2 separate regions of the Homo sapiens genome follow, and region 1 is linked to region 2. The links are chromatin contacts, found by Hi-C or POLR2A ChIA-PET in ENCODE. All regions are on one chromosome and are shown on one strand. Each heading gives the region's core, a stretch centred on a gene start or an enhancer-like site at or near the end of the contact. The rest is flanking DNA. Distances are from core to core; before and after follow the strand shown. Region 1 holds the start of KRTAP5-3 (keratin associated protein 5-3). Region 2 holds the start of BRSK2 (BR serine/threonine kinase 2).

Region 1 (5,918 bases), core at 2,126-4,625, 220 kb after region 2:
GTCCGTGGGAGGCATCCACAGAGACTTCCAATGAAGGAACTGTTAGACAACTCCTGGTCTCTCCTGAGCTGGGGACAGGCCAGCCACACCCTGAGCCCCTGGGGACCCCCAGAGAGTGGCCTACTGTCTTGGGCTCTGAGGAAGTGCTCTCATTGTAGAGCACGGGGGATGTTGTGGCCCACTCCTCTCAATTTTGCTGTGAACCTAAAACTGCTCTGAAAAAAAAGTCCATTAAAGGAACTAGCATGGGCTGATGGGGAGGGGCTCATTCACCCCTGAGTTGGACACCGTGTGGCTACGAATCCACCCTCAGACCACAGAGTGGATTTCGGCAGCAACACCACACCCTAGCCTCATCCTGAGCTCAAATTTAACTCAGATAGACCAGGCCCTTTTTCTATCGTTCTTAGCCACCATTAAACCAGGTCACTCGTTCTGTGTTTTTGCAATTGGCTTTTAAACAAAAGAGCTGGGTTTGGTGTATGTTTCCTTGTCAAATATTTTTTTCCAATAACACAGGTGGAAGAAAACAGACAGGGCCTCTTTCTGGTCCAGCCATGGGGTGGAGGCCGTTTTTGACTTTCACCTTCCTCTGTGGGTCCAGCTCTCTCTTGCTTGTTGGCTCTGAGGATTATTTAGTTTTTCAACAGCTCAGTGACTTAAAAAAAATATATATGCTTTAAACATAGCACTTTAAAGCTTTATTTATTTACTTACTTATGTATTTATTTATTTATTTATTTAGAGAAAGAGTCTAGCTCTGTCGCCCAGGCTGGAATGCAGTGGTGCGATCTAGGCTCGCTGCAACCTCCGCCTCCTGGGTTCAAGCAATTCTCTTTCGTCAGCCTCCCAAGTAGCTGGGATACAGGCGCCCACCACCATGCCTGGCTAATTTTTGTATTTTTAGTGGAGACGGGGTTTCACCATGTCCTTTTAGAAGTTTCAGGGTTGTGAATAGTGTCTAGTCAACCTTACTACCGAAACAGAAACTCAGAAGCAATTTCTGAAACTTCCGTGTTGTTGAGTTTTCACTTTCTTGTCGCAGTTCCGCCAGGCACTCACTGCCTACCATCCTGTGAGACGGTGGCTTCCCGAGCAGCCTCCAGCGCTCTGCTGTTACAGACGCCTGGGTCTGGGGGCTCCAGCCTTGCAGCCCACCTCCTCCTCCGCCAGCTCCTGCCTTCCCTCCCCATGAGTCGAACATGCTGGACTTTGGTCTAGGCCCTCCAGCCTCCGGAACTGGGAGAAATGGTGTCTGTTGTTCCGTCTTCCAGGCTTACTCTGTGGGTTTTGTTCTGGCAGCCCCAGCTGACAGAGGCAGCAGGGAAGGGACAGGTGGGCACCTGAATCAGAAGTCTGTGTAGGGAGGTGTCACAAGGAGGCAGGAAATAGATGTCTGTAGGAAGCCTTCCAGGAGATGCTGAGGGATTTGGCGACTTGTGGGGGAGAGAAGCCCAAGGGGCCTCCCAATTCTGTATCCTGGAAGATGGGAAAGACGGAGACGCCCCAAGCCAAGTGGATGCCACGGCTGAGTTGTGCCCCCTGGTTCATATGTTGGAGTCCTCAACGCAGTATCTCAGAATGGCACCTTATTTGAAGATAGGTCTTTACAGGGGTGATTAGTTCAAACATGGACCTAATGGAGTAGGGTGGGCCCTAGTCTAATCTGTGTCCTTATGCAAAGAGATGAGGACGCAGACACACACAGAGGGATGAGTACGTGAGGATATAGGGATGGCGGCATCAGTAAGCCACGGAGGGAGGCCTCAGGAGGACCCGGCCCTGAGGCACCTCGATGGCGGATTCCGGACTCCAGACTGTGAGACAATCCACTCCTGTTGCTTAAGCCACACGGTTTGTGGAGCAGCCCTAGCAAACTCACACAGCAGGGTACGGGGGGTTCCCAAATGCCTGGGAGTGCAACTCTGTGGAAAGTGTACATTTCTCTAATCACACAGAAGTTGAAACAAAAGAATCACAATGCAAACTCGTGGGAGGTGCAGATCGTATTTATTTAGAAGATCTAGCCTAGGCACTTACAAGGCGAAGCCCTGGGGAAAGAAACAGGGCCAGGTCGGAGGTAGAAGAGGAGACTGGGCGCCCCTCCTCCTCAGGAGAGGATCCTGGGGTCTCCAATAATTCCGAGTCCTCTAGGTCAACTCCAAAAGCAATCGGAGCGGTGGCAGCTCAGGCAGGATGAAGACGAAGCGGGGAGGAGCCAGGAGGTTGCGGGGACCGGGGAGAGGCGGCAGCAGGTCGGAGGATTCCAGTGTCAGCGTGTTTCCAGCAGGCTCACAGGAGGGGCCCAGGGATGTGGGATCTTGAAGCCCTGAGAAGGTTGAAGTGGTGGGGTCAGGAAAGGAAGACGGGATTCCGGGAGGGTTGATGGGCAGGACCCAGCATGCCAGAAGCCCTCATGACCTCAGAGGCTGAGCGGCTGAGTACTGAGCCCTGGACGCTAGGCTGCCTTAGTCCAGAGGAGGACAGATTCAGAGACGTGCTTCAGGAATTCAGGACACAGCTGCAATCATTCCTGGAGAGCCCGGATCTGTAGGACCCACTGAGGTTTGTGGGCAGAGCCTCAGATCTTGCACTGGCAGCAAATTGGGACACAGCAGCTGGACTGGGAGGAGCAGGGCTTGCAGCAGCTGGACTGGCAGCAGGATGACCCACAGCCTGAGGAGCAGCAGCAGGGCTTACAGCAGCTGGACTGGGAACAGCAGGGTTTGCAGCAGCTGGACTGGCAGCAGGATGACCCACAGCCTGAGGAGCAGCAGCAGGGCTTACAGCAGCTGGACTGGGAACAGCAGGGCTTACAGCAGCTGGACTGGGAGCAGCTGGGCTTGCAGCAGCTGGACTGGCAGCAGGATGACCCACAGCCTGAGGAGCAGCAGCAGGGCTTATAGCAGCTGCACTGGGAGCAGCCACAAGAACCGCAGCCCCCCTTGGAGCCCCCACGAAATCCACAGACCCCCTTGGAACCCCCACAGGAGCCACAGCTGGAGGAGCAGCAGACGGGCACACAGCAGCTGGAGCCACAGCCCCCCTTGGAGCCTCCACAGGAGCCACAGCCCCCCTTGCAGCCCCCACAAGAGCCACAGACCCCCTTGGAGCCCCCACAGGAGCCACAGCTGGAGCAGGAACAGGCTGGCACACAGCAGCACACGGGCTTGCAGCAGCAGACAGGTACACAGCAGCCGGAGCCACAGCCCCCATAGCCGGAGCCACAGCCCCCACAGCTGGAGCCACAGCCCCCACAGCTGGAGCCACAGCCTCCAGAGCAGCCAGAGCAGCCCATGGTTCTGGTGGGTTGAGGGTGGAGCAGGTAGAGGAGCAGGTGAGAGGGAGGTGTGCAGGTGTGGAGTTCTCTGAGCCCGGGCTCTTTATATTCCTGCCCAGGTGTTTATACTGAACACGTGAATACTTCTGTTGTTGTTTCTGCTATTTCACATGCACAAGTGTTATTTTTAATCTCTCCACAATCCCATGAGCCACCATCAGCTCAAGCCAAGCTGTCCTTTCCTTGGTTTCTAAATTTGGCCTCTTCCTCATAGGTGTTTCCCTTTGTTAGAAGACACTGGGCTCCCTCTCCAGTGGGTGTCCCAGGAGCCTGGGAGGCGGTGGTTGCTTGGCCGAAGGGTGGACCATTGTCCTTGGTGCTCAGGGCTCTCCTCAGCGATGCAGACCCTCCACCCCCTGGCATTGGTGTTTATATCAAGGATGGTCATTTGGTAAAAAATAAAATAAAATAAAAATTAAAAAAATAAGCTGAAAGAAAGGCTGTCTATAGGTTCCACCGCTTAAAAACTTCAAGTATAAATATTTTGTCAAATCTGTAAAACAAAGTTTTGAAGAGCATGGATTTGAGTGTGGCCCTGGTTCTCCTTTGTCTTTCTTACCTCTTCCTCCTGCGGTTTGGCTCACTCCTCCAGACACGGATTAGACCCACGTTCCCTTCAGGCAAGCTGGGCTCACAGAGGGAACAGAGGAACAGGACCCTTTCTAATGCTTTTGAGTTTTCCTCTATTAATTCTTTGTAAAAATTCTACAAATCAATGGATATTCTTCAAGTTTATTCTTCTTGAAGGCTACAAAAATTTTGATTAGCCAACCTCTCTAACACACTTTTATTTTCTAAAAGATTAATTTTAATATTTTTTTTTTGAGAAGGAGTATCGCTCTTGTCACCAGGGCTAAAGTGCAGTGACGCAATCTCGGCTCACTGCAATCTCTGCCTCCTGGGTTCAAGCAATTTTCCTGCCTCAGCCTCCCCAGTAGCTGGAATTACAGGCGCCCACCACCAGGCCTGGCTAATTTTTTTGTATTTTTAGTGAAGACAGAGTTTCACCATGTTGGGCAGGCTGGTTTCGAACTCCTGACCTCAGGTGAACCACCCGCCTCAGTCTCCCAAAGTGCTGGGATTACAGGTGTGAGCCACTGCACCCAGCCAAATTTTAATTTTTTATTAAGGTAAAATTTACATGCAGTGAAAAAAAATTTTTTTTCTGAGTCTCCCTCTGTCACCCAGGCTGGAGTGCAGTGATGCAATTTCAGCTCACTACAACCTCTGCCTCCCGAGTTCAAGCAATTCTCCTGCCTCAGCCTCCCAAGTAGCTGGGATTACAGGCACCCACCACCACACCCAGCTAATTTTGTATTTTTAGTAGAGACGGGGTTTCACTATGTTCGCCAGGCTGGTCTCGAACCCCTGACCTCAGGTGATCCACCTGCCTTGGCCTCCCAAAGTGTTGGGATTACAGGCATGAGCCACCAGGCTTGGGCTGCATTTTTTTTTTTTTTTTTTTGAGACGGGGTCGCATTCTGTCGCCCGGGCTGGAGGGCAGTGGTGTGATCCTAGCTCACTGCAGCCTTGGTCTCCTGGGCTCTGCACATATTTTGAGTGTACAATTCCATGAGTTCCGCTAAACATGTACTCGTGTGCCCATCACTCCAACCATGACCAACTGCTTCACCCCCAGAAGTTTCCCTTTCGCCGCCTTCCCTTCCTGCCCATCGCTCCAGGCACAGCTCTGCTGACCAGTTGTGCCTGTTGTTGAATGTTGCAAAAATGAAATCATTAAAAATGTACTCTGGTTTCTTTCCCTCACGATGTTATTCTGTGTGTCAATGATTTGCTCTTCTTCTTTTTTTTTTTTTTTTTTTTTTTTTGAGACAGGGTCTTGCTCTGTCACCCAGGCTGGAGTGCAGAGTGGTGCGCTCATGGCTCACTGCAGCCTCGACCTCCTGGGCTCAAGCGATCCACCTGCCCCAGCCTCCCAATGTGCTGGGATTACAGGCATGAGCCACCACGCCTGGCCTTCTTCTTCTTTTGTAATCACCGCATAGTGTTTCTGTAGCAGGGCGAGCCGCAGACAAGAACCCCTCAGACACTGAATTGTAGAAGGAAAGGGCTTTATTCAGCTGGGAGCATTGGCAGACTCAGGTCTCCAAAAACCAAGCTCCCCAAGTGAGCAATTCCTGTCCCTTTTAAGGGCTTACAACTCTAAGGGGGTCTGTGTGAGAGGGTCGTGATCGATTGAGCAAGCAGGGGGTACGTGACTGGGGGCTGCATGCACCGGCAATCAGAACGGAACAGGACAGGACAGGGATTTTCACAATGCTTTTCCATACAATGTCTGGAATCTATAGATAATATAACCGATTAGGTCAGGGGTCAATCTTTAACTACCAGGCCCAGGGTGTGGCACCGGGCTGTCTGCCTGTGGATTTAGTTTTTACTTCTTTTTTCTTTGGAGACAGAAATTGGGCATAAGAAAATATGAGGGGTGGGGCCCCCCTTATTCCATGTAAAAATATTCTCCACTGCGTTCCCCCGTTCTCACGTTCATACATATTTGAATCGTTCACAGTTTGGGGCGATGATGAATAACACATAATCATGCCTTCCAGTCCTTCCG
Region 2 (5,810 bases), core at 1,690-4,189:
GTTTACTGAGAGCCTTTGTCGTGAATGAGTGCTGAATTTTGTTGAATGCTTTCCTTGCATCTGTGGAAATGACCGTGTGGTTTTTCTGTGTTGGTCTGCTAATAGTGAATGACAATTGATTTTGAAATGTTAAACTAACTTTGCATTCCCGGGTACGCTCCACAAGGTCATATGTGTTCTCTTTATATATTGCTGGAATTGATTTGATGTTTTGTTAAGGGATTTTTGTGTCTAGGCTCCTGAGTGGACTTTAATTTTCTTGTCATGTCCTTGCATGGTTTTGGCACCAGGGTGATGACAGTTTCACAGAGGAGCTGGGACATGGCCCGTCTTCCTCTGTGTCCTGGAAGTGTCTGTGTAGCGGGGTGCTTTTCCTCCATTAGTGTTTGGTGGGCTCCACTGGTGAGTCTTGGCCTGGACGTCTTTGTGAGACTGGGCCCTTTCCTAACTCCGGCAACAGACCTTCGTGCTCGAGAGCCCTGGCTCCTTTGGGGCTCCTGCTCCCACCTTACACGCGACAGAGGGGGACCGAGGGCTGTGGCATCACAGTCGTGGGCATCTACTGGCTGGCCACACCCTGGTACACCCTCTCCTGGGGCACCCCAGTACCAGGCCCGCTGGAAGGAAGGGCAGTCATCCTGTTGATCCCCACAAAGATGGCAGCAGGGAGGGCGCGGCGTGCTATGGAGAAGGCGTTGAGTCTGGGGTTTTGTGCAGCACCTTCAAGAGGGGACAGCAGGGCCAAGGGAGGCTGGGAGGGCGATTTGAGGATAGGCACTCAAGAGGCTGAAGGCTGACTAGCCTCTTGCGCCCGGAGGACAGGCAGGGAGCCAGAAGAGAGGCCCCAGACTGAGCCCCAGAGGCCACCAATGGCATAGGCTGCTCAGACACAGACAGGGAAGAAAAGGCCTCAGGGCTGCAGTGAGGGTTGGGAGAGGGATGCAGGCTGGCAAGGAGGTGGGAAGGAAGAAAGCAAGAATTTTGGCCACTGGAGTAGCCGGATGCAAACGGTCAATAGGGCAAAATGCTGCTGAGGATGTCACAAAGGTGCGTCTGACTCTGCTGCAGCCTGGGAGGCCAGGTGACCATGGCAGCAGAGAGAGGGCATCTCAGGTCAAGTGCCCCTGCCCTCTGGCTGTGGCCTGACGCCCTCTCCTGGTCTCCTGCACACCCTCGGCCTCTGTTGGCACCTGGACCAGACCACTCCCAGTCAGCCTCCAGCCAGACCTCACTGCTTGACAGTTTCTCCAGCTGGAGGTCCCAGTCTACATTCAGCTAAAAATGTCTGCTGTCCCCACTCACAGCAGCAGCAGCGGGGGAAAGGGGAGTGCCCTCTGCCTCTGTCCCATGCTCTCAGCCCCCCTCCCCTGCCCCCACTGGTGGGGCCCTGATTGCTCATGCTCAGAGGCCCCAGAATTGGGTAGGGAGGACCCTTAGTCCACAGCATTTGAAGGGAAGCAGGGCGGGCGGGTGCAGGCCGAGAGTGGACAGGTGCTTTGGGGCCCACTCCCCTCCCCAGCTGGAAATACAGACAGCCCAAAGAGCAGGAGGGCGCACTGGGAAGACCCCGCAGTTTCCTGAGCTCATACGGGCTTACCAGCGTGGGGAGCGGACCACGGTCAGCAGCAGTGTGTGGCAGAGCCCGCAGGGGAAACGTTGCCCGCAGACCATACACGGGCAAGATCTGGGACCCCCACTTCTGCAGCGTTCCGGGTCTCCCTCACCTCTCCCCTCCCACCACCTTCTGCAGCACGGGCTTAAGGAAATACCAGTGTTTTTCTGCAAAGAAACAGAGGGTCCGTCCAGGTCTGGCTGCCTCTTCGGCTGCCTGTGTTTAGACCTCCAAAGGCTGCTCCCGGCAACCCCTGCCCAGCTGCTCAACCTGAAAGAGGGGTCGGTAGCAAGGGCCGGGAGGCGCCAGGGCGCTGCGGCCGGATCCCAGGTGAGTTCCTTGACTCCGCGCCGCGCAGGTCACTGTGGCATAACTGGGAAAACCGCCGCTTCTCCCTCGGGAGCGGAGGCGGAGGGCCACGTCCTCCCTGGGGGTGCACAATCTCTGCTTGGACAACGCCCGCGTGCAGTAGCCCCACAGACTCCCATGCAGCCCCCCCGCCACGTGTGCCGCATCCGCGCCCTGCATGCAACACCCGCCCCCTCCAGCGCAGCATGCCCCTCGCTGGCGTGCAGCACCCCCCATGTGTGCAGCACCCCTGCCCCGAATACAGCACCTCTCCCCAGTACAGCACTCCCGCCCCGCATGCAACACTCGCCCCCCTCCAGGGCAGCATCCCCATCCCCCGCGCGTGCAGCACCCCCTCGAGGGGCGGGAAACTCTTTGGGACACCCGGGGTCACGCCCTGCAGGGTAAAACCCCCGTCCAGGGCAGCCATCTGCACCCCCTCGCCATGGGCCCACTGCCTGCTCCGTCCCGGGATGCGCCTTAATGGCGGGTCGGGCGGCAGCGGGAGCTCTGCTGCCTGGTGGGACCGGACGTGGCAGCCGGCGGGCTGGAGGCTCCCAGGTCCCGGCCTCGCCCTGGCCTCGCCTCGCCCCCTAGAGTCTCCCCGAGCGCTCGTAGCGGCGGGGCGGGGTGGGGAGGCGCTGATTGGCCGGCGCGGGCACCGCTTGCCGCCGCCACGGCATCCCGCTGCGTTCGTACAGGCTCGTGTCGACTCGGCTCCGTTGCGCGGCCCGGCTCGGCTCCCCTCAGCTGCGCTCGACTCCGCTGTTCGGCTCGGCTGTTCGGCTTGGCTACAGGGCTCGGCTGTTCGGCTTGGCTACATGGCTCGGCTGCGCGGCTCGGCTCTGTTCGGCTCGGCTCGGCTGCTGGGCTCGGCTGTTCGGCTCAGCTGCGCGGCTCGGCTCGTCTCGGCTCTGTTCGGCTCGGCTCGGCTGCTGGGCTCGGCTGTTCGGCTCAGCTGCACGGCTCGGCTCGGCTCGGCTCGGCTCGGCTGCGCGGCCGCTGACGGGCGTGCGCTGGGGGCGCGGGGCGCGGGGCGCGGGCCTCGGCGGCGGCGGCGGCGGCGGCGGCGGAAGCCAGGTGCCCCCGCCCGCCCTGTCCTCTCGACGAGGCGGAGGCGTCGCCGCGGGCCAGGCCTCGGACTGCCGCGTCGGAGTGGACGCGGGGGGCGGCGGCGCGGGCGGACGCGGGCGGCGCGAAGCAGCGGGGCCCGCGGGGGCGCCCCGGCCGGGTCGGCGCGGACGGCACTCGGCGGACGCGGGCGGACGCTGGGCGGCCCCTCCCTGCCCGCGCGCCCGGGCGCCCCTGGCCGGCGCCGGGCCCCAGAGCGATGACATCGACGGGGAAGGACGGCGGCGCGCAGCACGCGCAGTATGTTGGGCCCTACCGGCTGGAGAAGACGCTGGGCAAGGGGCAGACAGGTGCGTGCGGCCGGGGCGGGGACCGGGGCCGGGGAGGCCGCGCTGGCAGCGCGCTGGGTGGGGGGCGCCCGAGGGAGGCCCCGGCCGCGAAGCCGCAGGCCCGGCCCGGGCCCCGGCCGCGAACAATGGGCGGCCCGTGCGCCCCCGTCCGCTCGTGCGCCCCGGTTCCGCCGCGGATCCCGCAGGCCGCTTGGCTGCGGTCGGCCGGGCGCGGCCCAAGGACACGCGGCGCGGCGCGGGGCGCGCAGGCGGACAGGGGCGCACGGGACGGCGCCCCTCGGGCCCCGCTGCAGGTGCGCGGCCCGGGCCGCATTGTGCGCCCCAGCGACCGGGCCCATTGTGCCGCGGGAGGAGGGGGCCGCGCGGGCGCCCATCTGCCGTCTGCCGCGGCCGCGCTAATAGGCGTGCTGCCCGAGCAGCTGCGCCCCCGGCGGGACTCCCACCTCCGCGCGCCGGCCACCGGGGCCTCCGGGCAGGCCCGATCTCCCTCCGCGGTGGGGGCGGGAGAGTGCGGGGACCTGCAGAGGGCTGGACAGCGCCTTGCGCTGCTCCGGCTCGGGCTCGGGCGGGCGGAGCGTCTGTGACCTGCATTCCCACGGGGCAGGGAGAGGCCATTGGTGCTGGGACCAGAAGTGCGTGGGACCTGACCCGTGGAGCAGCCCCGCGGCCTGCCGGTGGAGGGGGCTTCCCGGTGGGGCCTGGCTGTCATTCTAGGGAACAGGCCGGGTCCCTGCGGGGCCGAACCCAGGCCAGAGGCAACCCAGCTACCCTCGCATGTGGCCAACTCTCCCCGGCCCGCTGGGTTTGGCTAGCCCTTCATCTGGTCAGGCACATTCACAGAGTCGCCTTTGTGGAGGCTGGGGCTCAGCCATTTTCTTTCTTCTCTCAGGACCGGCCTGTCTCTTGGTGTCCCCGAGGTCCCACGGCACTGCCTCTCCCTTCCAATCCGAGAAGTTCCTTAGACCCGGGCGGGCAGGGGTGGAGGGAAGGAGGAGGAGAGCGCTGGTGCAGGGTGGAGGCTCAGCCCCTCACGGCTGCACAGAGGAGGAGCTGGGAGGTGGCGTTGGGGAAAGAAAGTGGGCCAGGCCCAGGCTCTTGGGGGAGGGCCGTGGCTGTGATGTAACTACGGCAGAGCTGCAGGAAGGGGTTTAGACTGAGGGGTTCAGGGGAGCTGCCTCACCTTGGGTGCACAGCCTTCCGCCACCCGCCACGGCACGGAAGGGCCCCTGGCCACAGGGCAGGACCTGGGCAGGTGGGGTGGTGCAGCCTGGGTTGGAGAAGGAGGTGGCATTCAGCCCATGTCACCTGAGTTCAAAATTCTCGTCTTTCCCGGAAAGAAAAACTAGTGTGTGAAATCCGTGGTGAAGGAGGGGCCCAGGGCAGCAGGATGCAGGAGTCAGTGAGATAATCCAATTACGGTCCCAATAAAATGTTATTATAAGGAAACATCTGCGTGTAAATGAAGACACGATGAGTTATGTGCTGTGCGCGGCCTCGGTGGGTAGGGGCTGGTCTCCACTCTTCATGGCATTCTGCTGGCGGCAGTTAATTACGGGAGGTTTCCACTGTAATTAACAGTAATGAATACAAAAGGATGGGCTGTGTGTGTCTACAACGTGCTGAGAGAGATATTTAGAAAACAGCTCGAGGGGGGGCACAAAGCGGCCCCTCTCTCCCGAGTTATGACGGGCAGAGCGCAAGCGTGTCACCGGGAGGGCCCTGGAGAAGGCCACCATTTCTGTGCGTCTTCTGTTGCTGCTGCTGAAGGGTCACCAGGAGTTGGGTGGACATGGGGCCTGGAGTGTGTGTGCTGGGCCACTTGGCACCAGATGCCAGGAGAGCTGCCAGGTCCCAAGCTCAAGAGGGAGATAGGCTTCCTGCCAGGAGACCTCCGTGGGAGAACGGGAGGCTGGGCTTCTGGCCGCCACCACCCGAGGACGATCTGATCCTGCCGTTGAGAACGCTTCTCCTTCCAGGGACCTGGCCACAGGGGAGCTGTGGAGGCCTTGCTTGGGGGGCCATTGGTGTGGACGCGACTCCAGCCCCTTCCCCGTGTCTGTGGCTGGCAGCTTTGTTTGGCCCTCTCTGTTCATCTCTCTCAGCCTGAGACCTTGGAAGGAGGAGCTGCTCGACTTGAGGTGGCCACTGAGAGGGAGGTGGTCAGTGGCAGTGGCAGTGAGCCTTGTGGTGCCACGAGAGCCCTTCCACCCGGCTGACCCAAGCTGGGGCCTGCTGGACGGTGGGCCAAAGATGTGGTCCGAAACCTGCCCTTGGGGAGTCTGGCCGTGTGGGGAGGGGAGACCACGCAGCACCCCCACCGGGGCCTGGAGGACGCCCTTCTAGACGCCGCAGGGTCCGGTCGGCTGTCTTCTTCTGCCTTTCAGCGTGAGCGCTGCATGGTCTCACCTGTACGGCACCTCCCTGTCTTG

Evidence for each region. A loop is a pair of places that touch in the nucleus more often than their neighbours do. ChIA-PET counts read pairs that join two places held with the same protein, here RNA polymerase II (POLR2A). Pooled maps may share reads with other maps.
Region 1: a pooled map shows a loop between it and region 2 (3-fold over the local background). The contact joins the promoter of KRTAP5-3 here to the promoter of BRSK2 in region 2. A Hi-C loop is called at or near these places in 3 of 50 pooled maps. POLR2A ChIA-PET finds 5 or more read pairs at or near these places in 2 of 52 experiments (AG04450 and K562).

Annotation. Positions count from the first base shown.
Region 1 is chr11:1,605,088-1,611,005 of GRCh38, forward strand. KRTAP5-3 (keratin associated protein 5-3) reads right to left here and starts at 3,376. Exons shown (of 1, transcript NM_001012708.2): 1 at 2,478-3,376. The coding sequence starts at 3,298. The coding sequence ends at 2,582.
Region 2 is chr11:1,386,995-1,392,804 of GRCh38, forward strand. BRSK2 (BR serine/threonine kinase 2) reads left to right here and starts at 2,940. Exons shown (of 20, transcript NM_001256627.2): 1 at 2,940-3,381. The coding sequence starts at 3,291. RefSeq lists a silencer at 2,337-2,706.